2 separate regions of the Mus musculus genome follow, and region 1 is linked to region 2. A link is a contact called in ENCODE Hi-C or POLR2A ChIA-PET data. All regions are on one chromosome and are shown on one strand. The core of a region is the stretch at or near the end of the contact, and the rest is flanking DNA. Distances in the headings are between cores, read along the strand shown. Region 1 has its middle 10 kb from the start of Gm43837. Region 2 overlaps Tbc1d1 (TBC1 domain family, member 1).

The links. A loop is a pair of places that touch in the nucleus more often than their neighbours do. ChIA-PET counts read pairs that join two places held with the same protein, here RNA polymerase II (POLR2A).
Region 1: a loop to region 2 is called in a map of left cerebral cortex, with 3 times the contacts of the local background. The contact joins two enhancer-like sites. A Hi-C loop is called at or near these places in 9 of 37 maps with a recorded cell type or tissue (gastrocnemius, heart and left cerebral cortex). POLR2A ChIA-PET finds 5 or more read pairs at or near these places in 1 of 5 experiments (Patski).

What each region holds. Positions count from the first base shown.
Region 1 is chr5:64,366,262-64,369,368 of GRCm38, forward strand. No RefSeq gene overlaps it. Among named protein-coding and RNA genes, the nearest start is that of Gm43837, 10 kb to the right of the region's middle. Within about 2 kb of position 1,315, at least 1 of the 3 ENCODE cell types and tissues checked has a DNase peak (open chromatin) inside an H3K27ac peak, as active enhancers do; it is heart, where a contact is called at or near this core.
Region 2 is chr5:64,288,308-64,291,381 of GRCm38, forward strand. The region is part of intron 14 of Tbc1d1 (TBC1 domain family, member 1); the gene reads left to right. Among named protein-coding and RNA genes, the nearest start is that of Gm38634, 33 kb to the left of the region's middle. Within about 2 kb of position 1,709, at least 1 of the 3 ENCODE cell types and tissues checked has a DNase peak (open chromatin) inside an H3K27ac peak, as active enhancers do; it is heart, where a contact is called at or near this core.

The sequences.
Region 1 (3,107 bases), core at 65-2,564, 78 kb after region 2:
CTACATCCGCACGATCCTGGGTGGGGTGAGAGCAGTGACTGTCAGTCAGCTTCCTGATGTGCACTCCAGAACTCTGAAGAATAATTGTAAAGGAAGGGCAGGCTGCCCAACAGCGACCGAATGGATGACTGAGGAGTGGACGACTGGGGAAGGCCCTGGAGGGCTTGAGAGAACATGGAGCTCTATGGCTTACAGACACAAGTTGGTGGATGCAGTTGTGAGTTAAGCTTGCCTTCCGAGTGACACTGACCTTGGTCATGCAAGTTGCTGGGGCTCTAAAAGAAGAAAAGATTTTAGGAAAAAGAAAAAAAAACTTTTAAGAAATGCAACATTCAGCTGAAACTTGGAAGAGGAGTCTAAACATTACTTTGGCTCGTAGCTTAGTGCACGAAAGTAGAGTGAGAGACCAGTTCGCAGAAAAGGGTTAGTTTTGAAACTCTACTGTGTGTAAAAAAGACAGCCAGAAAGCAGCTCAAGTCAACCTCATGTGTAACCGCAGCATCAGAAAAACATGAGGCAGGGGCAGTTGGCAGGAGGCATGTCTATCTGTCTTCCATCAGTCTGTCTATCTATCTATCTATCTATCTATCTATCTATCTATCTATCTATCATCACTTAACTATTACAAATTTACCCCCATGAAAGCAATAGGGGCAGAAACCTGAGTTTTGTGGGTCTCTGTTATGGTAATCTTCATTCTCACCTTGGCCGGATTCAGAATTACATAGGAGCCACTCTGTGACTGTGTTCCCCAAAGGGCTAACTGAGAAGAAAATAGCCCTAAATGTGGGAAGCACCATCTCTTAGGGTCCTGGACTGAAAAGGCAAAGTGGGGGTGAGGTGGGGTGGGGTGGGGGAGGCTGAGCACCAGCTTCCATCTCTCTGCTTCTTGACCACGGTCTCCTGCCTTGCCTTTCCTGCCACAACAGATCGCATGCTTCCCTACCAATGAACTTTTCTTCTTAGGTTTCTTTTGTTAGGGAGTCTATCAGAGCAATGAGAAACATAACAGTCTCCTGATGTCATTTTAAGTGTTATCTACAACAGGGAGAACTCTGCTGTCCCCCTCAATGACTAAGTCAGGCTTACAACTTCTGGGTTGGGTTGAGGCAATTAAAAAAAAAAAAGCCTTTGAATTGGAAAAAAAAAGCCTTCTTTCAGATTTTAGCTTTTCAAGTCTAAAGTAATAGTTAAACACCGAACCGGAGTTAACCTTAAATCTTCTCTTTTCTCTCTTGGCATTGACTCCCTCCTCCTGGAAGTCTGCCCTGGGAAGCTTGCTCCTCCTCCTCCCCTCTCTCAGCTCACCTCCTCCCCTTGCTGGGCGCCATTCCCCTGCATGCCTGGAACGCAGCCCAGCGAGGAGAGCGGTGACAGAACAAGAGTCTTCTCTCACGTGTCAGGGTGGCCCAAGCCTTTTGGGCTGGGCAGCTGGCCTCCCTGGAGAGACCTGGCAGCCCATGAAAGCTGACCCTGTCAGAGGCCTCCAGCCGGGCAGCTTTCTCTGTCTATCCCCTGACTTGGGCTGAAGAGTCTCTGTGCCTCAGGGTGGCCTTATGTGACTCCTTCCCCAGCTGCAGGGATTCTTATGGGCTAAAAACCAGCCTCTTTCCATTGAGGTCTTCTGTTCAGGCCCACAGGTCCCAAGGCCATGGTGGCCTTACCAGTGACCTTTCCCACGGGGACCCATATCTGATGTGGGGACGTCTCTTGCTCTGTCACCAGTGGTCATCACTAACATTTGAATGTCACATTACCCATCACTGTCCTATGACCACATCTACTATCTAGTGACATTAATGTTCACCGCCACCTGCAGGACAGGTGAATCTGGCAAGCTGTATCTGTGACATTGGCTCTAAACTTCTGCCTGCCGTTTGTACACCATGAGACACCACATGGATGTTTCACTTACCACTGACTCTGTTGCAGAAGCAGAAACCAGGAGAGTGAGCCTTTATAGACCAGGAAGAACTTACCATGAGGCTTTGAGCAGTTCAGGAGTATCTCTGGGTCTCAGTTTTCCCAACTAGCAAATGGGGTGGACTTGTTATCATCTGGGTCGTTTCTCACACTAAAATTCCATGACCTAACCCAGCTCTAGCATAAAGAATGGCATGGAGGGGTGTGGAACTAGAGGATGAAAGGACTGCATAGGATCGTGGCCACAGCCAGGCTCAGAGAGACTGGTATAAATGCCCCTGAAATCTTTAACATGACAAAAGGTTAAGTACATACTTAAAATGCCTTGAAATCTAGGTCTTTGATAATTGCTTCTTTTTAGCTCTAAAGAGAAGGCTCAATAACAGGAGAGGCTTCAGCACATTGTTTCAAGCGAGACCCTTAAAACATTTGCTCTTCTGACTCATTAACTCCGCACCAGAAATAGATTCAAAGAACCCATCAGAAGCATACACAAAGATTTATTCACAGGAGTGTGATTCATGGTCATCTTCATGGTAGTATAAACTACAAGCTACTCCTTTTATTCCATCTGTGCTCACAGGATACATCCTCAGAGAGGGTTTCCAACTGCACCTGCGTCAGGTCTGGGGAGATGGCTCTGTTGGCAACCTGCTTGCTGTATAAGTGTGAGGACAGGAATTTGGTCCCCTAGAGCACATGTTAAAAACAAAATGAGCTAGGTGAGTGTAATGGTGCCAACCTCTAATCCCAGAACTCAGGAGGCAGAGGTAAGCAGATCTCTGTGAGTTCAAGGTCACTTTGGTCTACATAGAGTGCTCCAGGACAGCCCAGACTACGGAGAGATCTTGTCTTGAAAGAAAGAAAGAAAGAAAGAAAGAAAGAAAGAAAGAAAGAAAGAAAGAAAGAGAGGGGGGAGGGAGGGAGGGAGGGAGGGAGGAAGGAAGGAAGGAAGGAAGGAAGGAAGGAAGGAAGGAAGGAAGGAAGGAAGGAAAAGAAAAAGAAGAAAGGGGGCTAGAGAGATAACTCAGAAATTAAGAACACTAGCTGTTCTTCCAGAAGACCTGGGTTTGATTTCCACACAGTATCAGGGATCTAGTGCACTTTTCTGGCCCCCACAGATACGGCACACATATCTACATTCAGGCAAAATGCCAATACACATAAACCTTACACATAAACCA
Region 2 (3,074 bases), core at 459-2,958:
AGAGATGCACTGTCTACACAAGTCTGCTTTCCTTGTCGAGGGCTCTCTCCTCATTGTCAGGACAGCAGAGGATGCTGGAAACCAGCTCTTAACTAGCTAGTCTGTGCTGCGTGCCCTTTAGTTTCTTTTCTCAGCGTACCATATGAAGGAGAACTCTTTGTCATTATGAAATAATTTTTAGGCAGCTCTCCACTTGGAACAGAGAGAATCTTTTTGTTCTGTTTGTGCCAGGGAACAGTTTTAGCCTTCATTTAGTTCTTTTCATTTAAGTATTTCATATCACAGTGTGCATTTTACCAACAATAGATGCCTTCAGATTTTGACATGTTTTGAAAAGGGGAAGGAAACTCTTTTTGGCATAAATAAGAGTGATTTATTGACTTGAAGCCCTTTATGTGAGTATATAGTCCAGTAAAGCCAAGGCTGAGAGTTTTGTTTTGTTTTGTTTTGGCTTATGAGTACAGCTGGGTCGGCCTAAACCCTGAAGAACTTTAGGTTAGATAGCACATGAACCAAGAAGTAAACGTTTAAGGCCAGACTAAAGCGCGTAAGGGATCTTCGGTGTGACTTCTGTGTTACTGTGCAAAAGGTGGGAAGCACTTAGTGGCTGATTTGTTTTCAAAAATTGATTTACCTCGGGGAGATTTTAATGGCTAACATAAGTGAAATAATGCAAACGCCGTCTCCATCTCTGCATTTTCTCTTGATCAGGAGTGCTTGTCTTTCACTGGGCACGGGGACTTCATTGTTGAGACTGGGTCAGCCAGGCTGCCCCTGAGCTCACTGTATAGCTGATGCTGCCCTTGAACTCTCGAATCTCCCTCCACTTCTGAGTGCCGGGGTGCCACAGGTGTGCCCCCGTGCCTGATTTTTGGTGGTGGTGGTTTTTGGTGCTGGTAGCTTGTCTTTCTGGCTTTTGTGTTGTGTGTTGTTTAGTGCGGAGGTTGGACTAAGGGCTGCATGCCTGCGGGGCAAGTACTCAACCATATGGACTTTATCCCTGGTCTTCTGGGGAGATTCTTAAGTACCCAGGCTGTCCTCTCACAGGCCAGACTCATGTGAGTTCTCCAAAACTGGGATTGCTGCCACATCAAGACCAGGCAACCTCGGGTGACTGGAGAGCCTGTCACCACTTGGTGGCAGTGTTTCTCCCTGGTCTTGGTGGCTCTGCTCTCCCATCCCCAAGAAAGAGCTTGCTTTCTTCCCCAGTACTGTTGTGTTTGAGTTAAGATAGTTGTCCTTCTGCCCACTTGTAACTTATTTGAATAGGGAGTTGTGGGTTCTGTAGGACTTTATGGGACTAGTCTCCCTTTCTTCAGGGTTTTATGGCAACGGCAGAAGCAGGTAGTGTCCAGTTGACAGATGTGATTATTTTTAATTTCTCCTCTTTGAGATGGGTCTGGCTCTGTAGTGCTACTTGGCAGCCTGTGCCCTAGCCTCACAGATACTGGAGTTCCAGGCATGTGCCACCTCCCCTGGCAAGATTGGTTTTCCTTCAGTTTTATTTAACTTTGCTTTTCGGTGGTGAATAAAGATCTGTCTTGAGATGGAGTTTTCAAACCAAGGATTTGATTGTTCATGTGAAGTTTTTGGTTTTTTGGTTTTGTTTTGTTTTTTCTTCTGTTTTGTGTTTGTTTTTGTATGTGTTGTCTTTGGCATATCATCCTAGAAGCCACTGTGACTGGCCTTGGCTGGCTGCTCCTGCCTGCACTTGTTAACACTGCTAAGGCAGCCCTGTCAGCTTTTCCTGATGCACCTCTGGAATTCAGACAGCAAGTTCGACCACTTCTGCTTGCTAGCAAGGCTCGAGGAGTAGAGCTGAGGCTTCTATACTGCAGTGTGGGAGCTGGGGGTCCTGGGAGTCAGGTGACCAGGACTTGATTGCAGCATCCAGCTGCCAGGGACTTCCTCCTTAGGGTCAAGTGACTGCTCAGAGCATGCCCCCAGGACAAAGTCCAAAGTGGACGTTTTGATTTGTCATTCTCATTTTAAATTTTGTGGCGAGGACAGGGTCTCACATAGTTCATACTGGTCTTGAACTTTGTGTAGCTAAGGCTGTCCTTGAACTCCCAATCCTGTGAGTACTGGAATTACAGATGTGATTTTCTTCTCTAGCTTAATTTGTTACCATTCAAGGTTTCAATAAGCTGTTGAGTTTAAATAAGACAATGGCAAGAAGTTTACAGTGTTTTCAGGGGAATCAAATCTGTGGACTTAGTGCAGTCTGGTCTGAGTATGACCAGCACAGAGGCTCCATGTCCTGTAGGTACTGTTCTGTACCCCCAGCTTTCCCTCCCGTGAATGTCTGCTGACAGTTCCTACTGCACCAGCCTGCTGGCCCCGAAGCTCTACACCCTCTAGCGTCCCTAGGTACAGGGATGGCCCCGAAGGGGAGGGCAGCATGAGCTCTGGGAAGGGATTCTTTCCTTGGAAAACACAGTTTATTTTTACTTACAAAGCAACTCTATTGAGATATATTTTGTATACTGTACAAATCACCCATTTAAAGCCCACAGTTCAGTATTACTATTTTTAGAGATGCAGTCAGAGTACTGAGCAGCTATTACTATAGTAATTACTGTAGTACAAGTTAAAAATCCTTAAATCACTAGATAAAGAATTTTCTAACCATCACTTCTCAGTCCATTGTCCCCACCCCTAGCTGACAGGCAGCCACTAATCTACCATGTCTCTGCAGATTTGCTTATCCTGGACACTTCCTGTAAATGCATCCACAGAATTTGTGGTCCCTCTGCTGGCTCCTCCCACTTCTCATGATGTTCTCTAAGTCTTGTGTCATGTCAGTGCCTTATTCTCTGATGGAAACTAATGCTCCGACCTGTGGACATGTTACATTCTGTTTAATGTCTCCCAGTCAGTAGACAATGTGAGTTGTTTCCACCTCTTGGCTATTAAGAATAGTGCTGTTCTGAGCATTGATGGAAAAGGGGTTTTGTGGATGATCATTAGTCAGCTATAGGATGGAACACAGGACCCCCGATGGAGGAGCTAGAGAAAGTACCCAAGGAGCTGAAAGGGTCTGCAACCCTATAGGTGGAACAACAATATGAACT